2 separate regions of the Homo sapiens genome follow, and region 1 is linked to region 2. A link is a loop called in an ENCODE intact Hi-C map of the cell type or tissue named here. Cell type or tissue: heart right ventricle. All regions are shown on one strand. Each heading gives the region's core, and the rest is flanking DNA. Links, peaks and the distances in the headings are about the cores only. Region 1 holds the start of LOC105372829 (a long non-coding RNA gene). Region 2 overlaps AGPAT3 (1-acylglycerol-3-phosphate O-acyltransferase 3).

Region 1 (5,366 bases), core at 242-5,241, 56 kb before region 2:
AAAATGCTGGAATTACAGGCATGAACCACTGCACCCGGCATGAATGGATTTTTAAAAAGACCCAGCTATACGCTGCCTACAAGAAACTCACCTCATGTGTGAAGAAACATATAGGCTAAAAGTGAAGGGATGGAAAAAAATATTCCACAAAAATGGAAACCAAAAGTGAGCAGGAGTAACTGTACTTATATTAGACAAAACAGACTTCAAAAGCTATAAAAAGAGACAAAGACGCTGTATAATAATAAGGGGGTTAATTTGGCAAGGGAATATAACACTTAAAAATATATATGCACCCAACACCAGGGTACCCAGGTATATAAAGCAAATATTATTATTAATAGATCTAAAGGGAGAGATAGACCCCAATAGAATAATAGTTGGACTCTAAAACCCCTCTCTCAGCATTAAAAAGATCATCTAGATAGAAGATTAACAAAGAAACATTGGATTGAAACTACACCGTAGACCAAATGGACCTGACAGACCTTTACAGAACGTTTCACTCAACAGCTGAAAAATACATTCTTTTCATCAGCACATGGGAGATTCTCCAGGATTGACAATATGTTAAGACACAAAACATGTCTCTACAATGTTTTAAAAATCAAAATGATACCAGGTATCTTATCTGACCACAGTGCAACAAAACCAGAAAGCAATAACAAGAGGAACATTTGAAACTGTACAAATACATGGAAATTAAACAACATGCTCCTGAATGACCAGTGGATGAAGGAAGAGACTAAGAATGAAAATTTAAAATTCCATACTCACTTGGGCAGCACAGATACTGTTGCAGGCCGAAAGGAAGTCCCTCTGCGCCTTCCTTAGTGGCTGCTGCAGAAAGTGAGGGTGGTGATCAACTCAGTATACCACTGGAGGGTATGTGGGTAAACAGCAAACTGTTCTCAGAAAAGCAGAACGTTGGCAAACTGGTAAACTGACAAACTGCTTCTGCCGCCCAGAAGGAATACTGAGGCAGTCACGACCCAGGCACAAGTGTTTCTTGTGATTAGCTACAGGGCACATCTGAAGGCTGTTAGTAATAATATGCACCTGTGATCAATTAAGCAGCTGAGCAATCATTACCTCCTCCTCCCTGCTCATTCTACTCAACAAATAGGAAGGGCTGTGGAAGCTCAGGTGCTGTTCATGCTCACCGGAAGCTGCGAGTGCTCTTCTTCTTCCCCTGGCCCCTTCCTTTAAAATACTTACTTTTGTTTTAAGTTTTCATTTCTGCGTTGGTCCCCCTTTGTTCAGTCCTGTAGAAACCGTGGCAATATCCTAAAGTGGAAATGATAGAGAAGATTAGCATGACCCCTGCAAGGAAACGTGCAAATTCATGAAGTGATCCATATTTTTAACAATGAAAAAACTTTTAAAAATATTAAATTCCTTGAAACAAACAAAAATAGAAACACAATGTGCCAAAACTTCTGGGACACAGTAGACGCATTAAGAGGTAAGTTAATAACAATAAATGCATACATCAAAAAACTGGAAACCTTGCTGAGGGTAGTTAGTGGCTCACGCCTGTAATCCCAGCATTTTGGGAGGCCGAAGCGAGTGGATCACTTGAGGTCAGGAGGGAGCACTTGCTGGGTTTTGAGGATGGCACACGCGGATGGCACGCCCAGCTCACTGTCTCCACGCCTTAACTTGGGCTGGAGGCTGCTCCTTGCTGCCCAGGGGTCTCTACCCACGTGAATCCTGTGGCCTACGTGACAATCCGCTTTAATCCAGGCACTCACATTCCTTCCACCCATCAAAGTCAAGATCAAGTTCTGAGCTCAGCCGCAAAGCCCTGTGAATGAACGGCAGTTCCCCAAGCACCCAGCTGTCCGACACCAGGATCTGGAGCCACTGGGATGTGGCTCTCTGTGCTCCCGCCCTGGTTATTTCCACTTGACTCTGAACTAGCTGGACGGCTTGGGCATGGTCAGTGTCCTTGGTCTGGTCCCTGGCTTGGGCATGGTCAGTGTCCTTGGTCTGGTCCCCGGCTTGGGCATGGTCAGTGTCCTTGGTCTGGTCCCCGGCTTCCTCATCGGGTAGCATGTGGGCTGCTGTTGGGAGTTTCAAAGATCCCTCGCAATTTTGTACCAAGTCCTGGGACTCGGCAGTCAGAGAGCACCGTGTGGCTTTGTCTCTGTTCCTTTTTATTGTTATTGCTATTCTTATTTTAAGACAGGGTCTCACTCCATTGTGTGGGCTGGGGTACAGTGGCACATTTGTGGTTCATGCAGCCTTGAACTCCTGGGCTCAAGCGATCCTCTCACTTCATCCTCCCGAGTAGCTGGGACTACAGGTATGCACAACCATGCCAGGCTAATTTTTTTTTTTTTTTTTTTGAGACAGAGTTTCGCTCTTGTTGCCCAGGCTGGAGTGCAGTGGCACGATCTTGGCTCACCGCAACCCCTGCCTCCCGGGTTCAAGCGATTCTCCTGCCTCAGCCTCCCAATTAGCTGGGATTACAGGCATGTGCCACCATGCCTGGCCGATTTTGCATTTTTAATAGAGACAGGGTTTCTCCATGTTGGTCAGGCTGGTCTCGAACTCCTGACCTCAGGTGATCCACCTGCCTCAGCTTCCCAAAGTGCTGGGATTACAGGCATTAGGCACTGTGCCCAGCCAATTTTTTTATTTTTGTAGAGACAGGGTTTCACCATGTTGCCCAGGCTGGTCTTGAACTCCTGGCCTCAGGAGATCCTCCTGCCTCAGCGTCCGAAAGTGCTGGGATTACAGGTGTCAGCCACCATACCCAGTCCCTCTGCGCCTTCCTTAGTGGCTGCTGCAGAAAGGAAGGGACAAGCTCTCATCCAAGGTCTCCTCGTGAACCGCTGCCTGGGCCCCCACTGTCCGGGCCGCCACTGCAGGCTTCTGGCCCAGGTACCCTGGAGACCCCCAGGGCAGAGCTGTGGCTTCTCCCCACACCCCAGGTTGTGCTTATGGCCCAGTGAGTTGTCGGATGGGAGCCCGGCTCCTTTCCCTCAGCCTTCTGGGGAGCTTTTGGTTTGGGTTTTCATTTTCTGATGAGGAGGCTGAGAAATGACTTCTGAAGTCGGGATTTTCCCTCAGGTCTGACTCTGCAGCCTGTGGGTCCCACCTGCACCTGCGGGAGAGACGGAAGAGCCACCTCGGGGGCGGGTGTGGACAGGCCCACCCTGAAGAAGGAAAAGGCTTCGGACCAGAAGATGGAATGGGATCACTTCCTTCCCCGACTAAGGGCGAAGCCTCTGGCAGGCATCCCTTCCTGCTCCCTCCGTGTGCTGGTGGGCAGGGGAGACACCACGGTGAGGCTCTGTGGGCTGATAGGGGCTGGGCACACAGGACCAGAAACCGCTGGTCATCTCCCCACACCCGCCTTCCCACAGCCCCAGGGAACCCAGCTGTCTTGGAGGGGATGGGACGCCTGACTCTGCCAGCAGTGGCTGTTCTCTGAAGAAGGCGCGGCCTTTGAACTCAGACCAGTCTCCAGCGCAGGCTGGGGCTGGGAGGGGACGTGCTGGAGGAATGACCCAGGCAGCTCAAAGTGGGTTCCCTCTTTCCTCTCAGGAATTTCCTGGGGGGACCTGCAGGATGACCTATTTCTACATGATTATGCCCTGAGGACAGAGTCCCCTCATCCCAAGGACAAGGGAAGGGTTATTTCAGGGCAAGTTGCCCCAAATTCTAAGCAAAAACAGAGTTTAGGATAATAAAAGTGAGTTTCTGTCACTGAGGACAGGGAATGTGAAGAGCCACCCCCTACCCCATCCTGGGTTGTGCTCACCCGGGTGCAGCTCTGCCATCAGCAGACCTTAGAGGCACCAGGAATCCAAACTGGGGGGCCAGGAAGGCACGCGTCTCCTCCGTGCACGGGTCACTGCCAAGACTCCCGTGGAAACCGGCCTGGGAACACCTCAGGCTTTGTTCTCCGACCGGTCACTGCCCAGGCCTCTGCGGCCATCTGCTGACCTAGCGTCATTGTGGCCACTTCTGCTCCAGGAAGCATTCCTTCCTTGCTCCGAGGACACTGGAGATGTTCATGGCTGTCCTGGAGAAAGCGGCCAGTGGGGGCAAAGCAGGTACAGACCCCACACACTCGGAGGCAGGGTGTGGCAGGGCCCCTGGTGACACAGCAGGGACAATGAAGTCCAAAGGGGGCGGAATGCCCCAGAGAGATGGGCACCAGCATCGTCATACCTGTCCCCCCGACCCCCAGAGACCCCACGCCTCCCCACCAGATCTTTCACTGGCAAAGGAGGGGCTGCAGGCTGTCTCCATCCTTATTTTCTGGTTGGGAGCAGCAGAAAAGGGTTTGGGCAGGAGACATGGCATAGACCGTTCACAGCTGCCCTGCTGTCTTCGGCCATCCAGGCTGTGTCCTGCGATTGCACAAGCTCTGCCGTGAAGCCGCTGGAAGTGGCAGCCACCTTCCTGTTTGTTCTGAGGAGAGGGTACATCCGATGGCTTTGGACCAGCCTGAGGGGGGTCAGGTTTCTTTTTTTTTGAGACGGAGTCTCACTCTTTCGCCCAGGCCGGGGTGCAGTGGCGCTATCTCGGCTCACTGCAAGCTCCGCCTCCCGCATTCACACCATTCTCCTGCCTCAGCCTCCCAAGTAGCTGGGACTACAGGCGCCTGCCACCACGCCCGGCTAATTTTTTGTATTTTTAGTAGAGACGGGATTTCACCGTGTTAGCCAGGATGGTCTCAATCTCCTGACCTCGTGATCCACCCTCCTTGGCCTCCCAAAGTGCTGGGATTACAGGCATGAGCCACCGCGCCCGGCCGAGGGGGGTCAGGTTTCGTATAAAGTCCTGGGCAGGTGGAACTGACCATGTAATTACAGCTGTGTGAGTTGGAATTTCGGGGGCGGAAGTCCTGCATTTAAAAGCTGCTTGAGCCAGGCACGGTGACCACGCCTGTAATCCCAGCGCTTTGGAAGGCCGAGGTGGGTGGATCACCTGAGGGGTCAGGAGTTCGAGACCAGCCTGGCCAACATGGTGAAACCCCCGTCTCTACTAAAAAAAAAAATTACCCGGGCATGGTGGTGCGTGCCTGTAATCCTAGCTACTTGGGAGGCTGAGGCAGAAGAATCGCTTGAACCCAAGAGGCGGAGGTTGCAGTGAGCTGAGATCACGCCACTGCACTCCAGCCTGGGAGACAGAGCGAGATTCTGTCTCCAAAAAACAAACAAACAAACAACTGCTTGAGGGGAAAGTATGCTCTAGAATCCCTTCTGGTCCCGACGGGCGACTGAGAATCGCAGAGAAGCTGAAGGGAAGCCATGGGGACAGGTGTACAGCCCCTTCCCAGACACACTGCGGGCAAGGCCCACCCAGTTCTGCAGCCCCTTCCCGGACACACTGCGGGCAAGGCCCAC
Region 2 (5,366 bases), core at 154-5,153:
AGGTGGCACAGCCAGTCCCCTGCCACCTGGTCAGCAGGCTGAAGCTGAGAGGCTTGGCATAAGCCAATTACGAGCAGCTGCTCAGGCGCAATGCGGCACTCTTCCCAGACAGAGGCGCTCTTTTCCCAACACCTAATAGGTCTTTCATCATTTTGAGCATTTGTGAAACTGCATAGCTCAGCCACGAATCCCAGGAAATGATTTGATACCCTTTCTCCGCCCAGGCGCCAGGAACGGTCCGTGGAAGCTGCCAGAGTCGCCCGCTCGCTGGGGCCAGCCTGCCCTGTATACATGGCCCCCGTCACACTCGCGGTAGCCCCAGGTTGAGGATGAGTGAGCGGTTGCTCCTGGGGTTTTGGAACCCTCACCAATGACCGACCCCCTTGCTCAAACTCTCAGAGGCCCCAAATCCCAAGCTAATTTGTCTCCTAAATTCCACACTTAGGTTCTGTTTGTTTTTTAGAGATGGGGTCTCGCTCTGTTGCCCAGGCTGGAGTGCAGTGGCGTAATCACAGCTCACTGTGGCCTTGACCTCCTGAGCTCAAGGGATCCTCCTGCCTCAGCCTTAGGATTCTGTCTTTTGGCTCTGGGTAAACCTCTTTGTAAATAGTATTGATCGTTTTTACATAAACTGAGTCATGGGGAAGACTGGGCATCCTCCTGCCTGTGTCACCTGCAGTGACCCTCCCCGCTGTTAGCAATGGAAGTGCATTAATCGGATCTATAGAAGAGAAAGCTTCCAGATCAGAGAGAAGCAGCTCCTGGCCAAGTGTGCACCAAGAAAAACAAACACAGTCTAGCGTGGAACCTCCAGGGGAGCTGTGGTCTCTTCCTAGGAAATCACCTCGTTCTCCGGCTCTAGAAAATAAAGTTGGCACCCAGACTTGGGGTTTTTGGGTCCCCCCAGCTGCCCCCTGCACCACCTGGTACCATCATCACACACCCCATGGACAGAGGCTGGCACGCATCTTGTGCCCTTTGACCCTCTGCAGAAACAGCAGGCGGCATCAGTGTCCCGTTTTACCAACGAGCACTGGAGGCCTGGAGCACAAACACCCCATCTAATCCCAGCCCGGAGACACAGCGGGGTTGGGACCGAGTCTCTGAAATCCTAGGCCAGCGTGATCTGTGACACCTGCTGATTCTCGGCTTCTGCAGTAAGAGCCGGCACGGACTCTGGTCAAGGGCAGCTGGGAAATCGCCTGCGATCACCATAAACCAGCCCATCAGGCAATGGGTGTGACAGAGCAGCGCCACTTTGATGGTAACTACGCATTTTCTGCTCAGGGTGCAGATCACCATGTAAATCAGCCATCCTACAGCACCTGCCTTGGGGGGCAGTGGGAGTCTGTGCCCATACATCAGGCACTTGTCCGTCCCAGGACATGCCAGGCATCTACAAACACCGCCCAGATGGTATGAAACCGCTCAGCTCCTTCAGGAATGTTCTGAACAAAAACCCCTTTGCAGAAGGATGGGAGAGCTGCCCAAGGACCCCAGGAGGGATCAGAATGAGTTCCTGCCATCCCCTGCTTCCCTACCTCCCAGGAGTTCCCCTGCAAAGGGCTAGGCAGGGTTTGTTGACATGCAGAGAACGGTCCAGGGCTGGAAGAGGAGGGGAGCACACAGTAAAGGCCCCCAGGACTGCCCAGGCCCCCGGGCCCCGGCCTCACTCACCAGTAGAAGTAATAGGCCAAAGCCACCGCCAGCAGGGCCACACAGATCCCTGAGAAGAGGCAGGCCGGGTAGCTGCTCAGCATCTTCAGCCCTCGGTCCTGTGCTGCCTGAAGCCGGCGAGAAGGACCTGCGGGGAGCAGGTGTCAGCCTGGCCAAAGGGTGAGGAGCCGAGCTCAAGCGGAGGGATTAGGACCTGGCCTGAGCTGCCCAGGCTTGGCAGGGGCCGTTGCCACCCAGAGCATCTGCTCAGCAGGAAGTGGGTGCTGGGCACCCCCAGGGTGCCACCTGCGTGGCCAGCACTGTCCTTCTAGTCACAGAGACCAACTCAAGGGACCCCAGGAGCGCGCTGAAGCAGGACATACACACAGGTTCGTCCTCCTGCGCACAGCTGCGGGCTCTGCCGTCGGGGCACCGGCTAATCCAATAAGCAGCTTTTGGCCAGGAGCTGCTCACTGTAAACAGGCAGAGTCACAGGGCCAGCCAGGATGCAGGTCAACGAGCCCCACCCCAGCACAGACCCCTAGGACCAGGGACCTAAGAGTGCCCACATCTTCCTCCTCACAGCACCAGTGTGTCAAGGGGCCAGGTTGTGGGTGAGTTGGTGAGGTCTACCCTGTGCTCAGCCGTGGGCTAGCAAGATCCCTGAAAGGCCTCCAAGTGATAGGCAAACGTCCTGCATGTGGGGCATGGCTGTGGGCTCAACAGAGAACAGCCACCCAGCCTGCCGGACAGGCCAGGCGCCCGCGACACTCTCTCCAAACTGCAGCAAGGTTTGCTAAACGGTGGTGCTCCGGGTCCCATGTTCAGAGCTCCCACGCTGGAAGAGCTGTGGGGTGGGCCGCCTCTTATCCTCCAGAAGTCAGGCACGTCCCTCCATGTCACTCCAGCCTGAAACCTCTCAATCTGAAATGGAGTTCAAAGGCTAAACTAGGGAGATGAGATCAAAGGACCCAGGGACCAGAGCATCGCCCTGGGAAACCTCCTGGGGCGCGGGAGGCCCCCGACAACAACAGCGACGGGGGTGGGGTGTTATCAAGGGAGCGCCCGCTAGAGGCCCTCGACAGCACACGGGGACGGGGATGGGGTGTTCCTAAGGGAGCGCCCCCTGGAGGCCCGGCCAGTGCATTCTCGCTCAGGGTCACGGGGCCACAGTGGGATAAAGTGAAAGTCACTGCTCGTGCATCTCCCACGGCATCAGACACAACGAACCTGTCCCCAGCAGGGTTTGCCCAGGATGCTCCCCTAGCCTGGTCGCAGCCCCGTCCCAGCCCTGGTGCGGCCCCTGCGTGCTCTGTGGGAAACTGTGGACTGAGAGGTGGGAACCGCTCAGCTCAGTCCTGACATGCTCAGCCTTTACTTCTGTGAACCTGTGAACCTGGTGGAGGAGAGAGCGTGATGGGGCAGCCGCAGCCTTCCCAGGCCTGGGGGAGCCCCTCCTTCCCCCCACAAGGCTTCAGGTGACTGCATCCCCGGCCAACACATTGACCCCATGTGACTCCACGTGACACCCAGAATCGCCCGCTAAGCCACTCCTGGATTCCTGACCCTCCGCAGCTGTGTGAGATAATAGATGTCTGCTGTTTTCGCTGCTAAGTTTGTGGGTAACTCGTTACACAGCAATGTAACAAACACGGTAAGGCAACCAGGCAGATCAATATGAGGCGCACCATTTACTGGAAGTATTGGATGACTATTTATAGGGCTGGAGTTAGTGTCTGAACAAAATAGAAGATTTGCAGGCCGGGCACGGTGGCTCACACCTGTAATCCCAGCACTGTGGGAGGCCGAGGCTGGTGGATCACCTGAGGTCAGGAGTTTGAGACCAGCCTGGCCAACATGGTGAAACCCTGTCTCTATTAAAAATACAAAAAATTAGCATGCCTGTAATCCCAGCTTCTCAGGAGGCTGAGGCAGGAGAATCGCTTGAACTCGGGAGGCAGAGGTTACAGTGAGCACTCCAGCCTGGGCAACAAGAGCAAGACTCTGTCTCAAAAAAAAAAAAAAAAAAAAAAAAAGATTTGCAGATTCAAGAATTCTGACTTCTAATCCTCAGTACGTTCCTCAGTACGTTCCTTCTATCCCAATGAGCGATGTTAACTAACTTAGCTCTCTAGCGTAACATGCACATCATGGAACCAAGACATTCATTTAATCCTGTTAGCAGCCCAAGAAACCCAACAGTGAGTGTGAGTGTGTGTGTGTGTGTGTGTGTGTCTGTGTGTGTGTGAGAGAGAGAGAGAGAGAGAAAGTGGGGGAGAGAGGAGAAATGCAGCCCTCCCACCAGACAACAGCAAGCGTGTGAGCTGCTTCCTCCTCCCTCTGCAGCGAGGACCCAGACAACTTCCTTGGTCCAGCACTGTCTGCACAGTCACCCCAAAATATGCAAATATGACTGGCTGCCCACACAACCTCTGCCTGGCACTTCTTCTAACAAGAACCTGCCTGAGGTATAGAAGGCAATGGCTATGCAGAAGTCATCTGGTTTCATGGGATGCGTCCTAATGACTGCCTTAGAGATAGTTAATGAGAGAGAGAAAGGAGTCTTTTGGAGCTTCCAGAAAGGTTTCAGCCCCTGACAAAAGGTTGCAAAAAGAAATTTCCCTTTTCCTGTCCAGGCATGGTGGCTCACGCCTGTAATTCCAGCACTTTCGGAGGCAGGAGGATCACCTGAACACAGGAGTTCAAGGCTGCAGTGAGCCACGATTGCGCCACTGCACTTAAGCCTTAGTGACAGAGGGAGACCCTGTCTCCAGAAAAACAAAACAAAACAAAAAAAACTCCCTTTTCCTGACATCAGACTTATCTGTATCAAGTTGTGATGGCTGGTGCAGAGGCAGCCACGATGTCACCTCAAGGAGACAGGCCTGCAGTGGAAAGCAACCTAGAGGGTGGCCCAGAGGAGGAACAGATATAGTCAGGGGCCTTGCGCGCCTCCGCCAAGCCAAGCAAAGGCCAGCGTAGAGGAGCTGACCCCTGGGGCTTCCCACCTAGGTCAGCTCAAGGCAGATTCTGCTACTTTCAGCTCAATTCACCAGCGCCCCACCCAGTGGGCCTTTGGGACTCACACATATCTAGGGACCAACTTCTTATCTACATGCTTTGCATTTCCCAAAATCCAAAAGTCACTCATGGGTACCCCTGTGATAACAGCAAGCCTGAGTTTTCTCCAGGGCCACAGGAAGCCACAGGGTCAACGTTCCCCCACCCAGGAGTGCCAGCCCCACTCAGGTTTGCAGGCGGGGTGTTCTTTTATCTTAAAGCAAACATGGCTACCATTCAGAACAGTACGTGAATGGAGAATTCCTTTTAAAAACAAAACCAAAGATTTCTATTAGAGAAAAATACTTGGGGGAACCAGCATCCCAGGGACCCACAGCCTACTTCTAAATATGTCATTTTTTTAAGAGGAAAAAAGCTTGTTCACATCTTGAAGATTTTAACAAATTTTAGGGCAAGGAAACAGGCCGTGCAGTTGCAAATACACAGGGAAGCCCTTTTCGCTGAGGCACAGAGGCCTGGGAGCCGCTTTAGGCGGAGCTGACACGGGAGAGCCAGGCTGGCGCCAGGCATGGCTCCACTCAGAAGCACTAGGCCTCTGCGCCTCCATCCAAGAGCTGCGGTCGGGAAAAGGAAAGGATGTCTTGTTTTTGCCAAGGTATCTGAAGTCTCTGTGGGCAGCAGTCGGGTGA

What was found. Peaks named below come from ENCODE experiments on the same cell type or tissue, not always from the same donor. Only the 100,000 strongest peaks of a DNase experiment are listed, where the experiment ranks them.
Region 1: it touches region 2 in a loop (5-fold over the local background); 7 of 110 quality-filtered maps call a loop at or near these places.

Annotation. Positions count from the first base shown.
Region 1 is chr21:43,992,321-43,997,686 of GRCh38, reverse strand. LOC105372829 (a long non-coding RNA gene) reads right to left here and starts at 4,159. Exons shown (of 3, transcript XR_937781.3): 1 at 3,773-4,159; 2 at 1,219-1,287; 3 at 176-840. It also overlaps the pseudogene RNU6-1150P. In heart right ventricle, for the core only: no CTCF peak of the experiment used is centred there; no DNase peak of the experiment used is centred there.
Region 2 is chr21:43,936,643-43,942,008 of GRCh38, reverse strand. The region is part of intron 2 of AGPAT3 (1-acylglycerol-3-phosphate O-acyltransferase 3); the gene reads right to left. Among named protein-coding and RNA genes, the nearest start is that of TRAPPC10, 73 kb to the left of the region's middle. RefSeq lists a silencer at 1,076-1,247 and enhancers at 1,787-2,685, 2,929-3,328, 2,686-3,586, 3,865-3,914. In heart right ventricle, for the core only: a CTCF peak has its summit at 2,767 (motif pointing left); a DNase peak (open chromatin) is centred at 2,788; H3K4me3 peaks cover 595 bases; H3K27ac peaks cover 1,132 bases.